Linked DNA regions of Mus musculus: regions 2 and 3 are each linked to region 1. Evidence: chromatin loops called from intact Hi-C (ENCODE). Cell type or tissue: heart. All regions are shown on one strand.

Region 1 (8,000 bases):
TGCTATGTAATTCTGTCATCACAAATGAAATGCCCATAAATTAGGTAACCTATGGTGTAAGTCTACAAAATTTGTCAACAGCAATACTCTAAGGGGAACCTCAGAATTAGTTCTTTTTCTAAGACTTAACATGCTGTGCACCCCTGCCATAAATTACTGACATCTTTCAAACCCAGTTCTGCACATGGTGGAATGTTGTGTGTTTGTGCGTGAGCGTGTGTGTATAAGAAAGATTTAGAGACCACTATTCTAAACTATCCAGCAACTTCCAATTTCCCTTTTCTCCCAATACATCATGGCTTCTTTAAAGCACAGATGCTCATCCTGCAAATCCATCCAGTGTTTTTACTGAGCTCAGCCCTTCACCCTCCTCAAACTAGCTTTATTAGCCCAGTCATTAATAACACATTCCTCTATAGTTCCTCCTTTTTCCTCAAGCACTATCTATCTGTCTTTACTATTCTCACTAATGACATCATGTTTTACAGCTCCCAACACGGAAGTGTTCCTCTGACTTGTTCCATCAGAAAAGCTATAACAGTACTCAGATAGAACCTCTTCTGTATTGCTCAGCTTAGAAATTCCATGACTCCATTTATCAACCTCTGACCTCAGGGGTTTATTTACATAATATTAGGGCCAGGCCCTTCTTTCTCTCTCCCTGACATTACCTTTAATTAAGCATATATTATGATCTTCTAAAACATTTTATAAATAATTTTATTTAGTTCATTAACAGAAAGCTTCATTTTCAGCTAGTGAAATGTGAAGTCTGCTACACCATTCTCTATGACTACAATCAACAGCCTCCTTCTTTGCAAACTATATCTTCCTTTTTTTTTTTCCTTCTCCACTGTTTTAACTCAAGAAGATATCTGGGGTATTATAAGACAATATTTTTTTTAGTTAATTCCCTCCCCCCCCTTCTTTCTTGCTCCTATTTCTTTTTCAAACCAAAGAGAAGCAGTAGGTGGCATAAACAATGTACATGTAAATAGAGAACAGGAAGATAGATGAAAGAATATGTTAAGTGTGAGTTTATTTTAAAAACCTAAGCACTGTTTAAAACAAAGAAAGGAAGAAAATGAATACTTATTACTGTAAAACTATCAATAACCTAGGATGTGGCAGTGATAGCTAGCGCTGGTGGGAGGGATGGTTGGGGCACACCAGGAAGTACCTGTAGCTATGCAAGACACACTGCAACTGCCAGCCTACACAATAATCTCCCCGCATCGCTTACCTCTGTTTATGGCAGTATGCTATTCCCTTCCTGTTCGGCTTCCACTCTAGAACAAGCCGTTCCGTGACTCTCTTCCAGTTCTCTAAGCATCCTTATCCCACTGCTCTAAGGTTTACCTACTGTGTAGACATGCTTCTATTTGGCATCTTCTCCCGTCTACACCCAAACAAGTGCCACTGAAAGAAATACCATATTCTCTTCCAGGTTATTAGTCCTATCTAGCATGCTTCACACTTAGCATTCTCATGCTTGTTTGGTCAACTCACTTCCCATCTTTCCAGAAAGAACAATTACATTTTCCTACTGAACAGGACCTCTTGCAGCCTCTTGACTCTTTATTTCTCCAAGTCAGTTTTAAGTCCAGCTTCCCTTTTCCAAGTCCCCTTCTAGCTCTAGCTACTCTCCCCTATTTTAAGATCAGGTGAATACAAGAGGGATACTTTGTATTTTTACATTTAAGTTGGTATTGGACCTCTCTTTCCCTGGCTTTCTCATTCTTGCCACTATTGTTCCAATGCTCTGTCTTGCTTTAGTCTCACTACCAATTTGTTCTTCAGCAGTCATGAGCATTTTGTTGTCAAATACCATCTCAAGGCAGATGACTCTGTATGGTTTTTCTCTCACTTCCTCTTATTTCTCTGTTACTCTGAAAACAATGACCAGACTATTATATTCAGCTAACTCACCGAAGTCTAATATTCTTGTCTTTTACTCTACACAGTTCTAGTCACTTCAGCAAAAGGCATTCATGAAATGCAACTGTCTTTTCCTCTCAACATAACTCAAACACAAAAAAGCAAGACAATCGTCTATTTTATGGGTAGGGATGTGTACAGTGCTCTGACCTGCAACATTCACTTTCTACTCTTTCATTTGTCTTTAATTATTAATCTCACTAGTGTATAGCTTTTATGAGAGCAGAAGTTTATGAAGGGGGAATGTGAGGGGGAATGCAGGAATTTCCCTGGCAAGTAGCATTTCACAGGTGTTTTTAAAAAATATTTATTGAATCAACTGGATTTTTGCCAAAATGGTCCTTTTCAAGGCTGCTGTGATGTCCCCAAACAAAATTGAGCACCCCTACCTAAATAGATGCTTTCTCTCAGATCTCTTTCACCCTGCCTACTAGTTTCAAACAAACTTCTAAGTTGATCACCTGCTAGTGCATGAGATAAAGGAAACTGCAGAGAGTGCAATACTCATTACAACACTCGAGACCATCCCATTCGTGTTTCTGCAAGATTCTGTAATCCTTTCCAATTAACTTCTTCTTTCCATTTAGTGCTTCGCCTTTGGGGAAGTCTGGAAACTCAGGATGTAAAAACCCCAATTCCAAAACAAACCCAAGCGCTAGAGAAGCTAAGGAGAGTCAAGAGACACTTCGAAATGCCAATTCTTTGATGGAATCAAAACACACTGGGGGCGGCCTCGAATAGGGGTAAGTCCTTCTCAAGGAGGCCAGAACAGAGATGTAAAACGGGAGCTGTACAGAGGTCTCCGGAACCCTCGGTCAAAGGTCTTGGACAATTCCACGGTCCCGGTCCCCCGGGCCACCGTCCTCGGCGCCCTCCTCACTCAGTCCTTCCAGACTAGGAGGAGCGCTCAGGCGGAGCCACGCAACCACCCCGCAAATTATGAGGTCTCCCCTCCAGCAGGGAGGAGACCGACAGCCCACGGAGCTCCGCTCCGGCCGCCCCTCGCGGGGTCTCGAGCCTCCCCCCGAGGCGCCAGGAAGCGGGGACCCTCGTCACCACTCACCGCTCCGCCCCGCCACTCGGTCGGTTCCCGGTAGCTCTCTTCGAATCCGTCCCCGCCCTCACCAGCTTTAAGAAGAGAGAAACAAAGGTTCCCGCAACAGGTCGGAAGGGGAACGTTTCCGAGTGAGACAGCAGGAAGTGACGTAGGGCACTCCTTCCGGTCCGCCGGATTATGAATGGCGTTGGGCGGGGGACGCGCAGACACGTTGTCTCTTCCTTCTTTTTGCCCCCTTTCCCCTGCTCAGGGCCTCGCTGGGAGGCGAGTGCTCCTCCTCAGGCCGCGGCTTCCAGAAGTAGCCTCGGAGTCCCGGCTCGAGCTGGGCGGGAAGGCGCGGTGGCCCGCGTCGTCGCCCGCATGCTCCCGCGCCCTCCCTGCCTGGCCGCGCCCCTGCGACCAGGTAAAGAGGGCGCTCGGGCCGCTCGTCCCCCCGCCGCCTCCTGAGATCCGCGCTCGCCCTCAGGGGTCGGCGGGGCTGGGCTTGGAGGCCAGGGTGGGACCGGTGACGGCTCGCAGCCCTTGAGAGTCTTGCCAGCCCCACATTCACCGCAGGCTTTTGCTGTGGGTGCAGATGGACGGGCTTCGCGCCGTTCCGCTGAGTGACGCGTGGGCCCCTCGGCTGCGAGCCATCCCTCTAGTCTTTTCCCTGCGTGGGTAGAGCAACAGGGCAGCTTTGCCTGGTAGGGGGTTGTGTGGTCGTTTTGAGTTAAGTGCAGGAAAAAAGACCTCTTGGAGCACGACTTAACTTTCCCCAAAGACATAGTTTTACGTCGCAGCCCTTCCTGATTGGACGCTGTACATGCGTACTATTTTACAGTTAGGATCTGCTGCATTTGGGGACATTTGCTATCCCCACCAAAGCAGCGTTGCCCTTCCATTATTAGCACGAACAGAAAGCTTGAGTTTGCACGAGAACTGCTTTGGCTTAAATTAAAAAAGAAAAAAAAAAAAAAAAGAATACCCTAATACATACCTCTCTAACTTTGACTGGGGAATTACACCACCCCATCTCCATCCCCCGCCATACTCACCACCAAATCCTTTGTCATAAATTCCTTAAGGTCAGAAAAAATAAACGAGTGTATCTCGTACCACATTATTGCTAAAGATGGTGGCATTTGTCAAGTTTCCCTCGTGCTGTCCCACAATTTAAAAAGCAAGAACTGGAAGTGACTTTAAACATGTAAATATGGTCTTGAAATGCCATGAGAATAAACTGTTACAATACAACTGATTTGCTGTCATATTTAGTAGATCAAACTTTAAGCTATATGAGTGTTAAACTGCACTTTGAGGAGCATACACTGCCATTGACGCTGCTGAAATTGTGACTCAATCATTTTAAAGAGGCCTAACTTCAAAAAGGAGATTGAGGTTTGAACGTTGTTCTATAGTACTAATGAAAAACACCTTTAAACTAGTAAGGGGCCATGAAGGGGTGGGCTCTCAAGGAAGGGAAAATGGGATGCAGTGAGGTCCGGGGCCGGGGGAGTGGAAAGAATACTATGTATTTCCCCATTTCAAACAAAACTAAAAGCTTTGTGGTTATGGACTTAAGGAGTTTTGTTTTAAACCTCTTATGTTTTCTAGCTTTTGTTTCAACAGCACATGGTTTTAAATAAGCACAAACAATAATCCATTTGGCCTTATTAATAGCAGTAATTTAGTAGCCATAAAAACATTTGGGACTTACCCTGGTGTCCATCAGTATTTTAGACTGTTGCCTGGTATGTGTTGTTTTTATCCTTGAATGCAAAGTGACTTACTGGTTTCTTCTATGAACATTTCTTGGGAGGCAGGAGTTAAAAGCTTTGTAATCATAAAATAAGTATTGCTTGCTGAGGTAACTCAGTATTTTTTTCAGGCTTGATGGTATTTTCAGCATTTACATTTTATGCTGTCCTTCCCTGTTAACTGCACGTATTATGACTTAATAACAACAGACAGTTCTTTGAATCTCCAGAGAGATTATATATTCTTCTATAACTAAGATTTCAGTAAGCATTTCCACTTCCAAACTTTTCTTACTTAATAAAAATTTCTTGCCCTGGGATCCAAATAGCTAATTTTAATCATGGGTTAACTGCCCCTGAATTATAATCCTACATTACATAGTATGAACTCTAAAAGCTGTATTTCTTTCTTGGACTTTTAACTAGAGGTAACTGACTATTATTTATTTATGAAGAAGCACTTTTAAAAATCTGTATGGTAATAAAGTGGGGTCTGTAACCAAATAATGCTGCTTTGTTTAATGTCTAAACCATGAGCTAAGTTGTACATTCAAAATATTGAAGATTGTCTGATGCAGAGAATTGAGCAGCTTTAAATTTAGATTTCAATATTTGAGAGAAATCAGTAAATGTTCATACTCGTTAACTATGTCAAACTTTTTATTTTATAAAATATAGTCTGCTAATATGTATATTGGCATAAGAATTCCCAACAGCATTTTATGACTCCTTGGGTTTAAAACCTCAGTATTAAATTTATCAGTGTTTGTGGTGCAGCACATTTAAGTTCAACATAGTCCACACATTTTGTTGGAAGAAGTTTTCAAATAAAAAGCGCGAGTTGGATTTTTCCCATTAAAGTTTATGCGTTTTAATAGTGTCCTTAGGTAAAGAATTTGTGCATTTTAAAGAATAGTAGGGGGTGAGGTCTAACTCAGTGACAGAGTACTTACCCAGCATGAGTGAGGCCTGGCATTTGAGCTGTAGCACTATTCAAAACAAAATAAAGAAGGTAGGTAGCATTTTTCCTCAGGGCTCCCTGTCAGTTACCATGGCACAGAGGATGGAAGGTGCTGCTGCTATTACTGCCCTCATTCCATACGGGAGAAAATGAGGGAAAGTTGGTTTTTTTTCCATTAATTTATTTATTTATTCACTTTACATCAGGATTGTGCCCCCACTCCTCAGAGTCTCATCCTTACAAATCCCTCCCCTCCCCACCCCTCCCCTTCTCAGAGAAGGGAGCCCCCTCTTAGGTACCAGCCTTCCTGGGACATCCAGTCCAGCAGTACTAAGCGCAGCAGTGTGGGTGCTAAGTGATGAGATTTTGGTTCTATTTCAAAGAAGGAGATAGCAGGTGTGAGAGATGAAGGAATTGGGTGAGACTTTAGGCTTGGAGGTAGGTGAATGGTGTTGCTATTTCATCAGCAATGGGGCCAGGAAAGAAAAATGAACACATTTAGAAAAATACCCAATTGAAATGTCGAGCCTGGAGCTCAGGCAAGATGTGCCTGAAATAAATGTAGGAGTCGGATAATATTTAAAGCCATTGGCACTGCAGAGCACATAGAACAATGCTGTTGAGATGTGGCTTGTGTACTGGTAATGGGCCATGAAATCAGTCAACAGTCATAACGTAAAAGAAAAGGGAAAAACAGCATAAATAATCAGATTTATTCCATGCAATAGAGTAAGTACTCATGACATTATATCAGGTTTTGCTGTTGCAATTTTCTGGCAGGAAATATTATATATATATATAAAGCCAGTCACTCTCTGAGCTATGTCTTAGCCTTTTGGATTTTAAAACAGCCCCTTCTTAAAATCTCCAAGCTTGCTTTGAATTCACCACATAGTCCAAACTGGCCTCAAACTTGTGATCCTCCTGTGTTACTAGATTTGAGCCAGAAATCATTGAGGGAGCTGAAGAATATGCAGTAAATGGAATCAAGAAGCGATGACAGAGAATTGTGTCCAGTGTTAAAAACTGGCAGATAACTAATGCTTGACATGGAGGTTTAGGAGGGGGGCATCCTTACTGAAATTTTTTGTTTTGTTTTGTTTTTTGTTTTTTCGAGATAAGGTTTCTCTGTGTAGCCCTGGCTGTCCTGGAACTCACTCTCTAGATCAGGCTTGCCTCGAACTCAGAAATCCGCCTGCCTTTGCCTCCCAAGTGCTGGGATTAAAGGTGTGCTCCACTACTGCCCGGCACTGAAAATATTTTAATAACATAATTTCTGATTATTTTTATTTTGATAAGATTGTTCCTACTACAATAAAATGTGCTTTAATTTAGGCTATATTCTGATAGTATTAATATTTTCTATTTATGGGTTTTTGAGACAGGTTCTCGTTAACACAGGCTGGTCTCGAACTGGCTATGTATTCTACCATGACTTTGAACTCCTGATTCTCTTTTCCTCCACTTTATAAGGGCAAATAGTATTTATTCTAGAGAATTTTCTGAGTGTTTTCAGAATAGATCCCTTTAGATTCAGTTACTACTTTAGGTTTTTTTGAAGCAGGTTCTTTCTTCAGTCTTCACTGTCCTGGAACTCACTATGTAGACCAAGCTGGCCTTGAACTCACAGAGCTCCTCTTGCCTTGAATGCTGGGATTAAAGAAGTGAGCCATGCTTGGCTAATATTTCTTAATGTAAAACAAAATAATACAAAATACTCAGCAATATTTTGCTGCATAACATAACTTTTGCTCTGTCATGAATTGTAATTTATTGTTTAATATCCTGACCTTGCCAAATATCCTGACCTTGAACTTTGAACACAAAACATTCAAATTGCTTTTTAAAATTCTAGTTGATAAAGAAGTATGTTTAAAGCTGGGCAGTGGTGGCGCACGCCTTTAATCCCAGCACTTGGGAGGCAGAAGCAGGTGGATTTCTGAGTTCCAGGACAGCCAGGGCTACACAGAGAAACCCAGTCTTGAAAAACCGGGGGAAAAAAAAGAAGTATGTTTAATTTTAATATTTTTATTCTCTCTCTCTCCCTCCCTCCCTCCCTCCCTCCCTCCCTCCCTCTCTCTGCACCCCGCTCTCTTTTTCATCTTGGCTCTTTCTGTCACAGAGATCTGCCTGCCTCTGCTTCCCAAGTGCTGGGATTAAAGGCATATGCTGCCTAGCCTAGCAGCTTTTTTTTTTTTTTTAAGAGTTTAGGTTTAAAAAAAAAACCAAAAACTGATTTCTCTTTTCTTATGTAAAATATTTTGTCAAAGCCAAGATATATTAATTGGAATGAAAATGCAAATAGCCT
Region 2 (8,000 bases), 220 kb before region 1:
AGTTATCTTTTTTTTTATTTTTGAGGGCAAGGCATGGAGCTGTACTTCAACCCCTGCTTGCTCAGCACACTTTTTGTAGACTGCGCCCTGACCTAGGTAGGTTGTATCTCATTATAGCAGTAGTTTCAGGTTAAGCTGTACCCTGAGAAACTCCATTCTACAAGCAGAATTTGACTCCCTTTTAAGTCCAAATGCGGGGAGGCAAGAGGACTCTGCACCTTGGTGAGCAATTAAACAACCAGCTTAATAACCTGCATTTGCTCTCCAGGACCCACATGTGTTACTGGCATGTGCATGTATGCATACACACACATATGTGTAGCTGGCACATGCATGCATGGACACACACATGTGTAGCTGGCATATGCATGCATGGACACACATGTGTAGCTGGCACGGGCATGCAGGCATACACACACATGTGTGGCTGGCATGTGCATGCAGGCATACACACATGTGTAGTTGGCATGTGCATGCATGGACACACATGTGTAGCTGGCATGTGCATGAATGCACACACAAACACACACAAGTGCTACAACATCCTCCCATGGATGCCATAAAGAAAAGCCTGTTTGCAGAAGGTGTGGGGAGCCCCACACTGGGAACCATAGACACTGTATTTCTGCATTGGGGTTTCTAGTCCCATTAAAAGAATCTAGAAACAGACTTGAAAGGAAGTGTGATGACAATCGTTTTAGAAATTGAAGAAGAATCATCAGAGGTTGCAGGCTGTGGATTGGGGCAGCTCCCTGGGAGAAGACTGGGAAGAGGAAGAGAGAAAGCCATAGCTGGTGAGCAGCCACGTGGTGAGAGGGGGAGGGATAGCTTCAGAAAGTCTGGAAAAAAGAAATAACTCTGTTTTCCAAGTAACTCAGAAAAGTGGGCAGGCTCAGCAGTGCTCTGTAAGCTTCGATGCTGAGTGAGGGTGTCTGGGAAGGATAAGTACAATAGCCTTATTACACATAAAGGGCATAATTATTCCTCCCATCTCCTTAGCATAGCGCTAGGCGCATCAGCCTCCCTGACAGCCAGTCTCGGCGAGGTGACTGACAGGCCCAGATGGATTAACTCTTATGGGAGTTGACATAATGTTCTAATCTTTGGAGAACACCAGCAGGTCTTATCTCCACCCAGGGCCAAAGGTTCATTCTTTTGGATAGGAGGAAATTGCTTTTCCTCATTGAGCCCCTACAGAGCTGTATATCCATCCTCAATGGCCTTGAAGAATGACATTCCCCCTCCCGTTCCCCCCCCAACAGTCTCTAATCTCTTAGAAGATGGGAAGAGAATGGGAAATAGAAATAACTCATTTTTGTTTTGTTTTTAATGAAAACCTAGAGATCCAGAATGGATTAATGTCCGGACCAGACTTTCAATCACACCTTCCTTCATAGGTGGCTTCCAGAACAGAAGTCAGAAGAGATGAGGATCCAGGGCTCCCTTCCAGCACTCCTGACCAGGAGACAGACAGCTCCCACTGTCCCTGGGGCTTCAGGTGCAGCCTCCTAGAATTCTTCTGGCCCACTCCCTCTCAACCCTTCACATGGACAACCTGACTTAACCACGAAGCTCAGCTCAACTCTGACCCCGTGGCTCTCGGCCTGGTTCAAACCTCTGACTTATCTGATTTCCCAGCACCTTGAACAAACACCTGCAGTGATTCTCTCTGCATCTGCAACAGCCAGTTTCTGCCTTTTTGTATAGACACTGGGAAGCCCTAAAACAGCTACAGCCTCTTTTAACTCTTCTGCAGCCATTCTGTAACCTACACATAGAGATGTATTTACCACAGGGTGTGTATGCGTGACCTTGGAGTTAGCAGTAACTAAGATTGGAATCGAGAGCCTGGTTTGAGCTGGGGAGATAACTAAATTGGCAAAACCCTTGGCTGTGCAAGCAAGCAGTAGGATGTGAGTTTGCTCCCCAGAACCCAGGTAACAAAACCAAGCAGGATGGTGCATGCTTATTGTCCCAGTCCTGGGGAGGCAGAGACCAACAGATCTCGGTGGCCCCTGGCCATCTAGCCTCACCTACCTCCAGATCAGTGACACGCTCTGCCTCAAAAAATACAATAAACAGCACCCAAGGATCAAGACGTCATACTGCTGGCATGCACCTGTGCACAAAGAACCTGTGTTTGCCTGCGCCAGTAGTCAGGGGTAAAGTGGGGCTCCATAAACCCCATGCAGCGTCTCAATTTACTGTTATTCCATTAATTCTGTCACCGTAGAAAGACTACTGTGTTTCTGATAGGAGACATTCATGACATATTACTGCACTTATTGAAAACCCAAGACACGTCCACCGTATTATACCCACAGGCTTTTCTGCTTGGGCTTTCTGCCATTATATAACAGCATCTCTTCTGGAAAACACTCCCAGTGGCTGTTACATTGTAACTTTGGGAATATAACCCATTCAGAAATGAGCACACATATTAAGGGCTTCCCTTCCTTCTGTTGTTTTATTTTTATGGTTGCTCTTGTTTGGAGACTGTTGTCTACCCAGGATCCGGTTGTGTACACACCCTCTTTTAAAAGACCTAAATCCATCTCGCCTCAACAAGAAACAAGACAGGGTCTCTTGTAGAGGAGCAAACAGAAACTAATTGTGAAGAAACTATTTATTATAAGATTTATTACAATGACAAGAGTTTGCCATTCGAAGTGCCCCATGTGTTCAATCCAGGAGACAGAGGGAGGTGTACTACTGTGAGTTCCAAGCTGCCCAGGGCTGCCCAGTGAGGCCCTGTCTCAAAATAATACAAAAAAAAAAAAAAAAAAAGAGTTTAAGCTAGGTTTGCTCCTTTATCACAAAATAATCTTCAACCTTCAGCTCCAGAAAAGTAACTGTAAAAATCAAAGTACAGTTATTAATGATTTCAAGTTATACTATAAGTCCGGTGACTTCTTTGAACATACATAGCCGCTTCTGCAGCCCTATCTTATAGGGGAAAAAAATTCTAATACTTAGCAAGTTAAGACACTCATCCAGCATGGGGGTCTCGGAACAAGATTTAGCTTCACCTCTTCAGGGCGGAACCTCCTAAGAGGTGTGCACAAGCCTTGACATTGCAACCGCTCCGCTACCTGGTATTAAGTAAAGGAGGCCTGAAAGCAACCCATCTACGTGGCTATTTTCACGCGATTGTTAACGAGACCTACAGAGTGAAAAGAAAAAGGAAAGTGGCCAGGAGCTTTTCTGTCTTTGGCGTCAGCCCAGGGCAGCCCAGACGGCCCTCTTTCTAGGTTTTGCTCAACGTACAGGGCAAGAAAAGGCACCACATTCTCGCCAGAACGCCGGCCAATCTCCTGCTTGTGGATGGCATTCAGGGTGCAAACTTTTAGGTTAAAAACTCAGTTGACTGTTGCTGTTTTTAAGTTAACCTTACCAAACAAAAGGTTTCGTGATGGCGTTGTGCACACAAGCCTATCCCAGCGCCTGGCTCACATTCTCCTCCCACTTCCTCCCTGCCTGTACGCCTGCGCTGACAGCAAGGTCGCGGTCGCAGGCAAACTCGCTTTCGGAGTGAAGACCCCGGTCCCCAAAGTTCTGCGGCCGTACGGAGGCGGATGGGCTTAGCAGCGCCCAGGAGGCGGCGCGGGCGAGCGGCGGGCCACGGCGCGGAGGTCAGCGGGAGGAGCTCAGCGCCGCGGGCCGGCTGCGGTCGCTGCAGAGGGCGGTTGGCCCCGCGCCACCCTGCGCACCGAGACCGGTCCCCTCCGCAGCGGGCTTGGGCGCGGGCTGCGGACCCGGCCGGGCAGAGCAAGGCAGGGCAGGGCACGGCGCCGCGGCCCCTCCGCCGGCCGGCGCGGAGCTGGGCGAACGACTTACTGAAGAACAGGCGGTAGTCCTGCGAGCGGGGATGGCCCAGCTCCTCCGTGCGGTACAGGGACATGACGCGGCGCGGAGGGCGGGCGGCGGCCCCCACGCGCCACCCTCGGCCGACGCTCAGCAGCGGCAGCAGCGCGCGCATGGCGGACGGTCTGCGAGAACCGCAGGGTCGGTGCTGGGCCCGGCGCGGCCGCTCGACGGCGCCCCCTGCCGCCCGGAGCCCGCACTGCCTCCCCGCGGTCGGCCTCAAGTGGCATCAAGTCCCACCCTCTTCTGCATTCCTGGGGCCACCTACCTCTCCACTTTGCTCCACAAGCCCTCAGAGGCCGAAGACCATCAAGACAAGGACCTTAGAAGCCCCAGGAATTCACCACCACGCACCCACTCACACACTGTCAGTGTCTGCGGTCAGACTTTGATTACATTAATGTAGCACTTGGTTGCATGCATACCTCCAGAAATTTCTAAAGGAACATCCAAGCCGGAAGGAGGGAGTGTACACACACGCGCGCGCGCGCGCACACACATACACACACACACACACACACACACACGACTATAATGTATAATGATCGAGCGTCCTTGTGAAGACATCTGACACAGATTTATCCTAAATCTGTAATTCCCTCAAACGCCACTTCCTCCATAAGGCCCTTTAATATTTAACCCAAGTACAGGTAACTTTTAACTTCTCTGCAATTGCATACTTCACAAGTATTTCTGTCTGGTCCGGTGGCCACAACTAGTTACAACAGCAGTCTTTGCAGTCTGGTCCAGTAACAACGGGAGCTGTGGTTCTAAGGAAGGAACCAACCATTGCCCTTTTCTGTAGACCAGTTGATTGGGAAGACCTCACTGGAATGGTCTTCCGGACCTCTACCAGTTTCTGCTCCAACTGTGAGCAAGGCTCACATCCTCACCTACTGGGTTCTTTCTGCATCTAAATTGTGACAGTTAAAACCCAAACTGGTTTTACCCAGGTTTCAGAAAGGATCTCTTAGAGGTGCCACTAGCCACTTAGACATTGCTTAGCCTAGTCTCTAAAAAATTTTGACATTAGTGGCTTTGTAACACGTCAACATGATTAGGCGGAGTTGCAAGCTAAGTTGTCCTATAAAAAATGGAAACATTTCCTTCCTGCGTTTATTTCATTGATTTATATGATTCTGCCTATGTTAAAAAAAGAAAGCTTAAAATTTCACCTAAACTTCAAATATTGGATATTTGAGAAAGAAATTCCTACTGAAACAAGGTTCTGGGCTGTCTAATAGTCTAGATTCTTAAAATTAGCATCAAATTCCGGGTATGTGATTTAGGAACATATTACTTTATGGCATTAAAAAGAAATGGCTTGATTTTGAACATATAAAATCTCATCTTTCATTTTCTATAATTTACTGAAATACCTGTGGATCAAAACCGAATATACAATACATGTTATGAGAACAAAGTTGGCTTACTGGTTAATTTTAAAATACAAATTTCTGAAGATATTTATTCAACAATAGTTGTCCATTTCAAATGTAGACATTTGGAACCTAACTCGCTGAATTTCCTCTGTGGACATCTGTCACTATCATGTAGCAAGTGTGGGGGTTTGAATAGGTAAGGCCCCCATAGACTTATGTGTTTGAATTACATAGGGAGTGGCACTATTAGGAGGTGTGGTCTTGTTGGAGGAAGTGTATCACTGTGGGGGCCTGGCTTTGAGGTCTCCTGTATCCAAGCTCCGCCCAGTGTGGAACACAGTCTCCTCCTGACTGCCTTCCAATCAAGATGTAGAACTCTCAGCTTGTCTAGTATGGCTGCCTGCATGCTGCCATATTTCCTTCCATAGTAATAATGGACTGAACCTCTAAAACTGCAAGCTACTCTCAATTAAATGCTTTCCTTTATAAGAGTCGCCTTGGTCATAATGTCTCTTCACAGTAATGATGAAATTAAGACAGTAAGTGTGTGTCTTAATTTTTAATTCTAGGACTTTACAAAACAGGGGTAAAGACAAATGTTCAAAAAGCTCTTGAGCACAGATCCAGAATTTACAAATAAAAGAGAAAACTGGCTGAGCTTGGAGGGTTGGGGTGACTGGTATGTAGCCGAGCTTAGCCATCATTCTGATTTTGTATCTGAGAATAGTGAGGTGTCCAGGAGCCAGTCCAATGTGGAGCCCAGGAGACAACTATAGCATGGAACTTGCAGGACTTGCAATATATTGAATAGCTTTTAGTCTATAGAAATTTAGCTTATGGTCACTTCACAATAAACAAAATACCAGGTTGCTAACATGAGAGACAACCTTTGAGCTTTTCAGATTTTTAATTAAATGGCTTTCCTTTTCCTGAAGTATGTGTGAAGCAGATGCTGTTGATTTTCCAACTAAACAGGAGTGAAAGCAGTCCATGTAAATGGTCAACTCTAGGTTGGAGACCTGAGTGGGCAGGGGTACCCACCACCCCAGACGAGGCCCAGATGATTCCAGTATAAGCTGCAGATGCCAGATACAGAGCTGCAGAGTTTGGTGTTCACCTCCTCAGTTTAGGTCTTGCTATGGTCTCATCATTCTTAACTATGCCCTTACTGCTCTCTGTTGGATTTTGTGCCATTGTATATTAGAAATATGTAACTTTTTCTGCTGGGTCTCACCATAAGAGATTGATTGAGCCCCAGTAGAAACTTTATGCTTATACTTTTGAATACTCCTGGAACATTTATACTTTGGGTACTTCATGAAATGTAATAAATACATTTTGTGTTATAAAATTAACATGAGATTTTTTTTTCTTCCTGGGATAGAGGTGGAATATCATGATTTCAAAGTGACACTTGTCTGGTGTGTTGACAGAATGGACTGATGAGTGTCAATCTGCACTACTGACTAGGTTTGAGAGCAGCAAAGAGACACACATCCAATCATAACTGTGAGATTGTTTCCAGAGATGCTCAACTAGAGAGGAGAAGAGGGGGAGGAGGAAGAGGAGGAGGAGAAGAGAGGAGGAGAAGGAAGAGACGGAGAAGGAAGAGGAAGAGGAGGAGAAGAAAGGAGAAGGAAGAGAAGAAGGAAGAGGAGAAGGAGGAGGAAGAGGAGGAGGAGGAGGAGAAGAAGAAGAAGAAGAAGAATTAGAAGGAAGAAGAAGAAGAAGAAGAAAAGAAGAAGAAGAATTAGAAAGAAGAAGAAGAAGAAGAAGAAGAAGAAGAAGAGGAAGAGGAGGAGGAAGGAGGAGGAGGAGGAGAGGAGGAGAAGAAGAAGAAGAAGAAGAAGGAGAAGAAGAAGAAGAAGAAGGAGAAGAAGAAGAAGAAGAAGAAGAAGAAGAAGAAGAAGAAGAAGAAGAAGAAGAAGAAGAAGAAGAAGAAGAAGAAAGGAGGAGAAGAAGAAGGAGAAGAAGAAGGAGAAGAAGAAGAAGAAGAAGGAGAAGAAGAAGAAGAAGAAGAAGAAGAAGAAGAAGAAGAAGAAGAAGAAGAAGAAGAAGAAGAAGAAGAAGAAGAGGAAGAAGATGCTACGTCTGGCTCTATCACCTAGTCAGCAGCACCCTTGTGGTATCACCTAGTCAGCAGCACCCTCATGGTTTCCTGACTCACAGCCCCTGTCACTGGCACTGTCAGACGCCCTGCTCATGACATACATCTGCTTCTAGCTTGAGACATATGTCTGCTTCCGGCTCATACTGGCTTTCTTGAGGATCACTCTGTTCTCTATGTATTTACTGCTGACCCCAGAACAGCCGTTACCCCTGAATGTTAAGTTTTGTAAGTTTCAGTTCCATGAAAATTCTTGAAAAGATGGCTCAACTTGTTAGGCTTCAGCTCTGGATACCTTGGAAGGACAAAGTATATATTAATATTGGTCCAAATGAAAAGAAGAATGCCTGAGAAGCACCTGAAAAAATGTTCAACATCCTTAATCATCAGGGAAATGCAAATCAAAACAACCCTGAGATTCCACTTCACTCTAGTCAGAATGGCTAAGATCAAAAATTCAGGTGACAGCAGATGCTGGCAAGGATGTGGAGAAAGAGGAACACTCCTCCATTGTTGGTGGGATTGCAAGCTTGTACAACCACTCTGGAAATCAGTCTGGCAGTTCCTCAGAAAATTGGACATAGTACTACCGGAGGATCCCACAATACCTCTCCTGGGCATATATCCAGAAGATGTCCCAACCGGTA
Region 3 (8,000 bases), 410 kb after region 1:
GAGAGATATCATAACAAAAGATTATTCTGCTCATAACCTACAAAAACCAAATATTCTCAGAGCAAATACTTTTTCAAAAATGAGCTATCCAATTTCAAGTATAGCTTAGTATGCTTTTTCAGAGAAACAAAGAAAAAGTAAATATTTATGAAGGTCGTCTTCACCATTAGGTAGAAACATATGAAATGTATTTTATAGAAAACATGGCTGAATATCAGAAAGCACAAAGGGTTGACTTTCATGTACTTTTTTATCTCCACATGCTCAGTCCAGTACAAAGAACTCAACGGCACTCAACACTGCTGTCTCAAGGCACACACTTTTCCACTACTTTAGTTCTGTAAAGGCAACTGCAACAGTGAGACAGTAAGAGTCCCTTTCACGTCAAGTCAGTCAAGAGTACTCTGAAGCACAGAGAGCAAGGTCCTGACTGCTTGTCAACAGATACTGACGCAGTATTTTCAAACTGCATCTGGAATTGAGGCAGTGAACATAAAATTCAAAAGAGAAAGATCTTACCATGCTTTCCCCTAGAAATATCCACATATTGGCACAGTCTGGGGTGGGTGATGGTCTTAAGGATTTGAAAGCGACCTAAGATTTTGATGGAATTTGGTGTGAGAGGAAGTCCGTTGCTTCCACAAACATCATGTGGGAGAGCAGAGGCAAAGAAGGTAAAGGCGCCCATCTCAGCATCCTTCAGAGGAAACATTTTGTAGTCTTGGATCCTTTAAGATGATCTACAAAACGAAAGAATTTTATGACACAATGAGCTAACATTAATCCAGTACTTTCTCAATTTAAAATTAAAAGTCGCCGGGCAGTGGTGGCTCACGCCTTTAATCCCAGCACTTGGGAGGCAGAGGCAGGCGGATTTCCGAGTTCGAGGCCAGCCTGGTCTACAGTGAGTTCCAGGACAGCCAGGGCTACACAGAGAAACCCTGTCTCGAAAAAACCAAAAAAAAAAAAAAAAAAAAAAAATTAAAAGTCAACTTGGAAAAACAATACAAAACAACCATGATACTCTGAGAGCAAGTATTTTTAAAAAAGTCAGTTTAAAAATTTAAAGACAATGTTTGAAAGAAAAACACCTAAGCACATGTTTATATTGCAGCTCAAAATCAATTTCAAAGGTTTTCAATAGCGTAAAAAAGAGAAGAGTTAGAAGATTTCATCTTCCCATTCAATTATCCCTGCAACTGAGGAGGGGTGTGCTGTTGCTTTGCTGTTCTGCTTTGTACAGGGTCCTCACCTAGCCCAGGCTGGCCTTGAACTCCTAACCCCCTGCCTTCACCTCCCCGGGACTTGCTTACACACATGCACCACCTTGCAGGGCCACGTAGCCATAGAAGGGGATGCATGCTTTCTCCAAAGAGAAACCAAAAGGCAAAAACAGAGGAAGGGGGTTTGAAAAGGAGAAAGGTTAAAAATATATCTAAACACACAATCTACTAAATCAAGCACACTTACCATTGGAGGGAAAGAATGAACCTGAATTATCTTTGATATTACAAAAAGGTCCATGGTCATGACATTGAGGGAAGGAAAAAATGTGACCTAGCACACTGTGTGGGTTTGCACTGAAAAGTAATTATAAATCCCTACTACCATGAACATTTGTTTTTCTGCACATAGATTAAACAACACACTTAGGAACTATGACTAATTTTGACAATGTATAAGTAAAAGTCCTGCTAAGGAAAAAATGCAGGTGTCCCTAGACTACACTAGGAATTAATGATAGCACTATTTGCTAGACTTCATCAGCTAATTAGTCATAACTTTTTGTTTAAAGATACTACTTGCTTTCAAAACATAAAAAGCCAAGTACTAATAGCCATATGCATTTGATGACTGACCAGGAGAGAAACCCTAGACTGCCTCAATCTGGTTTGACAATTGAAATTAATGTGTGCTCTTTATAATAAAAAGGATATACACATTAGTTCCACCACAGATCGGTTATGCCCATCCTGTTTTTACGAAAAGTTTTGATGCAAACCACTTCATATCCAATGCACACCTCAGACTTGCTCTACAAGAAGCCTGTAGAGCACAAGGCTCCTCTGTTCATTGGGAGCCAAATAAAGTCTCCCATAGGCTTTCAGAATTAATGGACCTGAAAACTTGGTAACACAGGCGAATTTGTTTTCTTGGTGATAAATGGAGAGAGCCAGTGCTATTCTCATCATAATAGAGGAGTCAAAACACATACTCAAAAGTTCATGTGAAAATAGTTATGACCACTATTCTGAATCTTGTCGATACTGTGAGCTAGCTTAAGTCTACTTGAATCTTAACTTCTTATTCAATGAGTAGATGCAAAATTACAGAAAGTTATATCTACATAGCAGGCTTGAAGTCATAGGAAAGGTGAGACATAACCTCAGCATTTTAATATTTAACTTTTACAATGATATATTAGATTTTCCGTTATAGACATTAAATAACATACAACTGAAAAATCAGACAAGTGTTTATGACTCAAAAAGATAAACCACAAGCAAGAAAACAAATTTCAGTATCAGTCTATCTCTCTGGTGTGCATGAAGCTCACGAACAAAAAATTGACACACACACACACACACAGGTGCTCACACTTGGTAACTAGAAGAGAGTGAAAAATGAAAACGATGAAGTCAGAGATTACAAGAGAAAGCCATGTAGGCAGGTAGTTGGCTTGGAAAATTTACTCAGGGAATACTTTGAAACTTCTACGTTAAGTCTGACGTTTCTGTAGCCAGAACACTGAAAACCACAAACATGGCCTGCACCTATAATGAACAAGACACAATGTAAACTCTTAAAGAGATTGGAGATGACTCACGTGAGTCGAAAATGTAGAAGAAGAAGAGGAGGAGGAGGAGAAAAGGGGGGAAAAAAGAGGGGTAGTGGGGAGACGTGGATTTTATCCAGAGTAAAATCGTATTTGCATTTCTAAGACTCGGTGAACTTGGGCTTCAGGGAGAAGGAAGTTTGGAGACAAACACAACAGCAAGCAGCTCCACAGATTGGTTCTATGGGTTCCTGCAGAATGGCCGGGTCACTCACAGTACCTGATTGTCCCACAAGTCCCACCCACTAACGCCAGGCAAGCGGCGACACCAGAATACCTGCCTGAATCTGGGGACGCAGAGATTGGGGGGTTGAGCTCCTAAGCGCGGAAGCTATGCCTGGCAGTGCTTAGTGGGCCGTGTCCTGCATTTCAGGCGCGTCTACAAGAGGCCGCCTAGGGAAGGTGACAGCCGGAGCGACACGCCTCCGTCCGCGCGGGCCTCCCGGGTCCCCGGCTCAGAACCCGAGGGTGAGCGCGCACCTCGCTCCACTGACAGCGCCCAGCACCCCCTCCCCCGCCGCCGCCTCGGGTCGGCCACTGCTCATGACGTCACATCGCCGAGACGCAACCCCGGGGGAAGACCCCAAAACTTCCGGCCGCCTGTCCCTTGCCCAGACAGACAGCCAAATGTAGCGAGTGAGAAAGAAGTGAGGGAAGATCGGAGGGAGGGAGGAAGGAAATGGGAGATGGGAGCTCAGTGTGGTACAGGGAGAGAGCTGGCGCAGGCAGCGGACGGCCGATGAGCGGTGAAACTGTGAAACGCTCAGGCATTTATCAGGGACAGCCTCCTGGGTCCTTTCTCGCTGCCGGGGACTGCGGGAGGCTGGCCCTTCCTTCTCCCGGCTGAGGCTGCTCAAGAGCTGCGGTTGGGTCACCGCTTCATGTGAGTGTCCCGATCCAGAGTTCTTCCCTTTCTCACCCGGGAAAAAGAACCTGACCTTCTGTGTAGTAGTGGGAAGCGCGGTCAAAACCTCCACCCACGTGCCCCCTTTTGATTCAACTTAGTTTGGGCAATGAATACGTGGCCGAGGGAGAGCATGCTACTGGAGGCAGGGGGTGAATGCATTACCTTGTTTCCTTTTAAGTGAGAGTGCAAAGGATTTCCAGTGTTTGTACGTGAGGACGGGTTGAAGAAGGAGATTCCTTGATTTCAACAGATATTAGAAACACCAGCTACCACTATACTCCCGGCAACAGTTTAGTTATTGGGTAAAGATCCATAAACTAAGTAGAAATGACTGTCAACGAAACGGACAAAAATCCCAGTCGTTGCCTCTCGGCTAGGGCTTATTGTTGAAGTACAGCATTAAAAGTAAGGTGAACACTCTGTATTTTAATATTGATATGTTTTACTTATGGGTATGTGTTCATGCCCGAGTGAGTTTTTGTGCAAAACTTGTGTGGAGGTAAACGCGGAGGCTAGAAAGCATCAGACCCCTGGGACCTGGAGTTACCTGTGATTGTGTGCTCCTGTGTAAGTGCTGGGCCCTGAGCTTGGGTTCCCTGCAACAAGCACTAAACGCTTTTTAGTGTTGGCATTTTATACTTAAATATTTTAGATTATAAGTACTGCACAGAAAAGGTATTAAGCCATAAAAAAAAAAAGGTAGATTATTTGACATGGTTGCCAGAGAAGGTTCTCAAGGAAAAGATGGCTTTCTAGGAAGGAGGTGACACAAATAGAATTAACAATAGAGAAAACCTTCAAGAAGTACAGTCAGTCATAAGGCCAAGCCATTGCGAAGGCCATGCAACAGAAACTTACCAAAGTATGAAGGGGTCTGACCAATGCCTGTGGGCTCAGAACTGAGAGAGGGGATTCATGATGCAGACAGAGAGTGTGGGCTAATCAGGGGGAGTGAAAGCCATAGAAGGTTTTCCAAGGCCAAGTAATGTTACCCAGCTTCGTTTTAAGAGGGTTACTCCATAGCCCTCTTAGACTGGGGGCAGAAGTGAGAAAGGAGATCAGTTAGGAGGCTTTTGTTTTACCTCAAAGGGAACATAACAGTGTCTTCAATAAAGGTCCTAAGTGTCCAGTCAGGTCTTGAGTGTGTTTCCCAAATAATGAAAGCATTTAGGCTTTGGGAAACATTTTGAGTGAATTGTGTGAATTTCAGAATGACAAACATAAGTTAAAATCATGGTTTTGCCGTATAATAATTGGATGAATCCAGACAATACATATACTTTCTCCTGGTGTATAAAATGATATCTTACATGGTGGAGAGTAAATGTCAATGTCAAATGTCCATTAGTTATTGTTCTTATTTGCATTCTTGAATTGGAAGTAGGCGTGATGGTGTGGTTGAAGTGATTGGTTAACTTATTTTAAAAATGAAATGATAAAAGATTGTTCACTGTGATAACAGGAGGCCTAGCCAAGCCTTTTGCATTTTATGTATGTCTTCTACTGGGAGAAAAGGTTTTGAATTAAGTCATAATATTAGAAAAGCATGGATTATCCCTTCATAGTAATCAATTTTACTTTCTCCCCCCATTGTCATCATTTAATATGGCTAGAACTTCCTGTGTCTTCATCAGTAAAGAGAAAAAAGGGCTCTCCAGTAAGGGGATAAGAATCTAGAATAAATAGGAGCTTTCACCAGAAACAGCCTCAGGTCTTCTATGGGTTTTAGCAAGGCTTGGTTTAAAAACTTAGCAGTGGGATCAATGTCAGTGAGTGTTTATGGAGCACATTGTCCTCACATTTACCAAAGTATTTACTTGTCCTTACCTTCTGACTTGTGACATATGTGTTAAATGGCAACAGGAATTTAAAGTGGTCTAAAGGTACCATGTTGCTGTAGAATATCTTGGCAATTAGATTGTGAAGCAACTGGGGAAATGTTTGGAAGGCAAGACTGGAATGAAGGGAAGAAGAGAAAAAAACATGATTGCTATTAATTCTCACATTTATATATCTGAAACTGGGATGTATTTTTAAATTATCTACATCTTCAGACCACTCTAGATTACCTTCTGGTAACATAGTTTTCATTGTGTCAGCTATGAATGTCCTCATAAATGTTAATGTTATTCTGTTGTGTGCCATGTTGGTATTTAGCTTATTAAGTATAATTTTTATTTTATGTATACTTTTAGTGATTGTGACTTAGAGTCAAAATGAAGTTACTGTGTATTCAGAAATACAAGAAAACAATGTAGTAATATAAAGCAACAATCTAATTCTAAATTTAAAAAGGTTTTCAGTGAACATAAATATTAAAGTGGTTTACAGGTTGTGACCCAGCTGTGTGGCTGTCCACTACAGGAATGTCCAAGAAGGAAGCTCGGAGTTGTTGAGCTCATGAGACTAGACGTTTCAGATGGTCTTAAATATGCACCAAAGTTCCAAAGAGTAGGTTCTACTGCCAGGCAAGGGATGGATTTGCCAGTGAGAGTTAGCGCAAGCAGGCCAAGAGAGTGAGCTGCCATCTTCTCTGTGTTTATATGGGCTGCCAACAGGCATGGCCCAAATTAAAGGTGGGTCTTCCCACCTCAAATGATTTAATTAAGAAAAAAAAGATCCTTTATAGGAGTGCTTAGCCTCTTGGGTTTTTTAATTGCAGATATAGTCAAATTGACAACCACGAATAGCATTCAAAATGTGTCTAATGGATCAAGAGCATTAGAGCAAATGAATCTACAGTGTGTAGAGGAAGTTCAATTATATATGCTATATGTATGAATGAAATTAAAATAGTAATATGTTGTATGGAGTAGTTTTTTACTTGATGGCATCATAGATTTGATGAAGCTGAGTGTTGAGAAGTATTATATTTAAGAAAAGTACTTTTTTTTTTTATACATAATTGTGATTCTGAAGTAGTGGAATTAGGGATCCAGAGAATAGAGGGGCATTTCCAAATTTCTGTACAATTCTTGTGCTAAAAAGTAAAATGAAAACTGCACATGAAAATTTGGTTTTCAGTAACTTTGAAAAAAAGTAAAAGTTTTCTAACTTTCATAACCTGGTGCCAGAATGGTTGGGAGTTAAACGAAATCACAGGCAATTTGAATGAAGTAGGAATTTCAACTAAGGAGATTACTGAAATAACAAAGCAATACAGGAAAGATAGGAATCTCAGAAAGTCGTATCTTAAGTCATGTCTTACTCTTTGATGTGTACTCTAAATTCATGCATTTGGTATTGTATGTACTTAACCATGTAATTCATTGCTCTCTGTGTGTTTCATGAAACATCACAAATTGGGTCAAAAATCTCATTTAACAATTTCATGCCTTTCCAATGTTTTTATCATAATTTTTTTTATTAGTAGTAGAGAAAGCATCAGTAATGTACAAGAATATGTTTGATGTGTTGCCTTCATGCCCCTTTTTTTCTTGCTCTTCGTTCTTTTCTGAGCAGGTACTGTACATACAATGAAGCATTAAATCTATTTTCATCTCGTATTTTTAACAAGTTACCATAAAAACTAAATAAACATCTCAGACCATCCAGACAATGCAGCCCCAGTCAATGCTGATGGGTGCTGTGTGCTTCAGGTTCCGGCTGTAATTAGAATGGAAAATGCTTGGTAATTATGTGTGGAGAAATGACAACATGCTCATTACAAGAACTAGCTTGAGCATCAGATAGACTTGAGTTTCAATCCTCATTTACTGCCTCTACTACCTGGGAAAATTAATTGCAGTTGTCTTCTGTTATAATGAGTTGAAATATTCATGAATGATTCATGTACTTAGGCAGCAAGTAATATTTTACAAGAATTATATGTTATTCCTATTATCATGTATGAGAAGTGTGCATATCAGAATAATAAAAGCTTTGAATTCAATAAGGAGACTTTTTAAAAAGATATTTTTATCTTAATGTGTGTGTGCCTGCATTTGTGTGTATGCACCATTGCGTGCATACCTAGAGCCTGCAGAGGCTAGAAGAGGGGTTCAGCCTGGAACTGAGGCTACAGGTGGTTGTTGAGTATCCACATAGATGCTCGGAATTAAACCTGGGTTCTCCAGTCCCAAGGAGACTAAATATTTTCAAAGTAAGCCTGCACTTTGTACTACAGTAAAATAAAACCACTGTGGAGTGACTAATATAAAATAGTAAGATGAGCTCTAGATTAACAGGCAAAAGTTTAAGTTTTCAGTATTGTTAAAGTAGCACCATCTCCCTAAAGAGAACCATATTTATTTTCCT

What was found. A loop is a pair of places that touch in the nucleus more often than their neighbours do. Peaks named below come from ENCODE experiments on the same cell type or tissue, not always from the same donor. Only the 100,000 strongest peaks of a DNase experiment are listed, where the experiment ranks them.
Region 2: a loop joins it to region 1, with 7 times the contacts of the local background. A loop is called at or near these places in 3 of 42 quality-filtered maps.
Region 3: it touches region 1 in a loop (4-fold over the local background); 5 of 42 quality-filtered maps call a loop at or near these places.

Annotation. Positions count from the first base shown.
Region 1 is chr3:133,086,978-133,094,977 of GRCm38, reverse strand. It overlaps Gstcd (glutathione S-transferase, C-terminal domain containing), which reads left to right and starts at 3,153. Exons shown (of 12, transcript NM_026231.3): 1 at 3,153-3,398. Ints12 (integrator complex subunit 12) reads right to left here and starts at 3,123. Exons shown (of 7, transcript NM_027927.4): 1 at 3,002-3,123. In heart, a CTCF peak has its summit at 3,003; a DNase peak (open chromatin) is centred at 3,067; H3K4me3 peaks cover 3,233 bases; H3K27ac peaks cover 2,756 bases.
Region 2 is chr3:133,306,119-133,314,118 of GRCm38, reverse strand. Ppa2 (pyrophosphatase (inorganic) 2) reads right to left here and starts at 4,009. Exons shown (of 12, transcript NM_146141.2): 1 at 3,838-4,009. The coding sequence starts at 3,979. In heart, a CTCF peak has its summit at 4,058 (motif pointing left); DNase peaks (open chromatin) are centred at 3,498 and 3,988; H3K4me3 peaks cover 1,535 bases; H3K27ac peaks cover 1,491 bases.
Region 3 is chr3:132,679,512-132,687,511 of GRCm38, reverse strand. It overlaps Aimp1 (aminoacyl tRNA synthetase complex-interacting multifunctional protein 1), which reads left to right and starts at 3,633. Exons shown (of 7, transcript NM_007926.2): 1 at 3,633-3,719. The coding sequence starts at 3,718. Tbck (TBC1 domain containing kinase) reads right to left here and starts at 3,368. Exons shown (of 26, transcript NM_001163455.2): 1 at 3,118-3,368; 2 at 520-740. The coding sequence starts at 712. In heart, no CTCF peak of the experiment used is centred here; DNase peaks (open chromatin) are centred at 3,401 and 3,651; H3K4me3 peaks cover 2,502 bases; H3K27ac peaks cover 1,631 bases.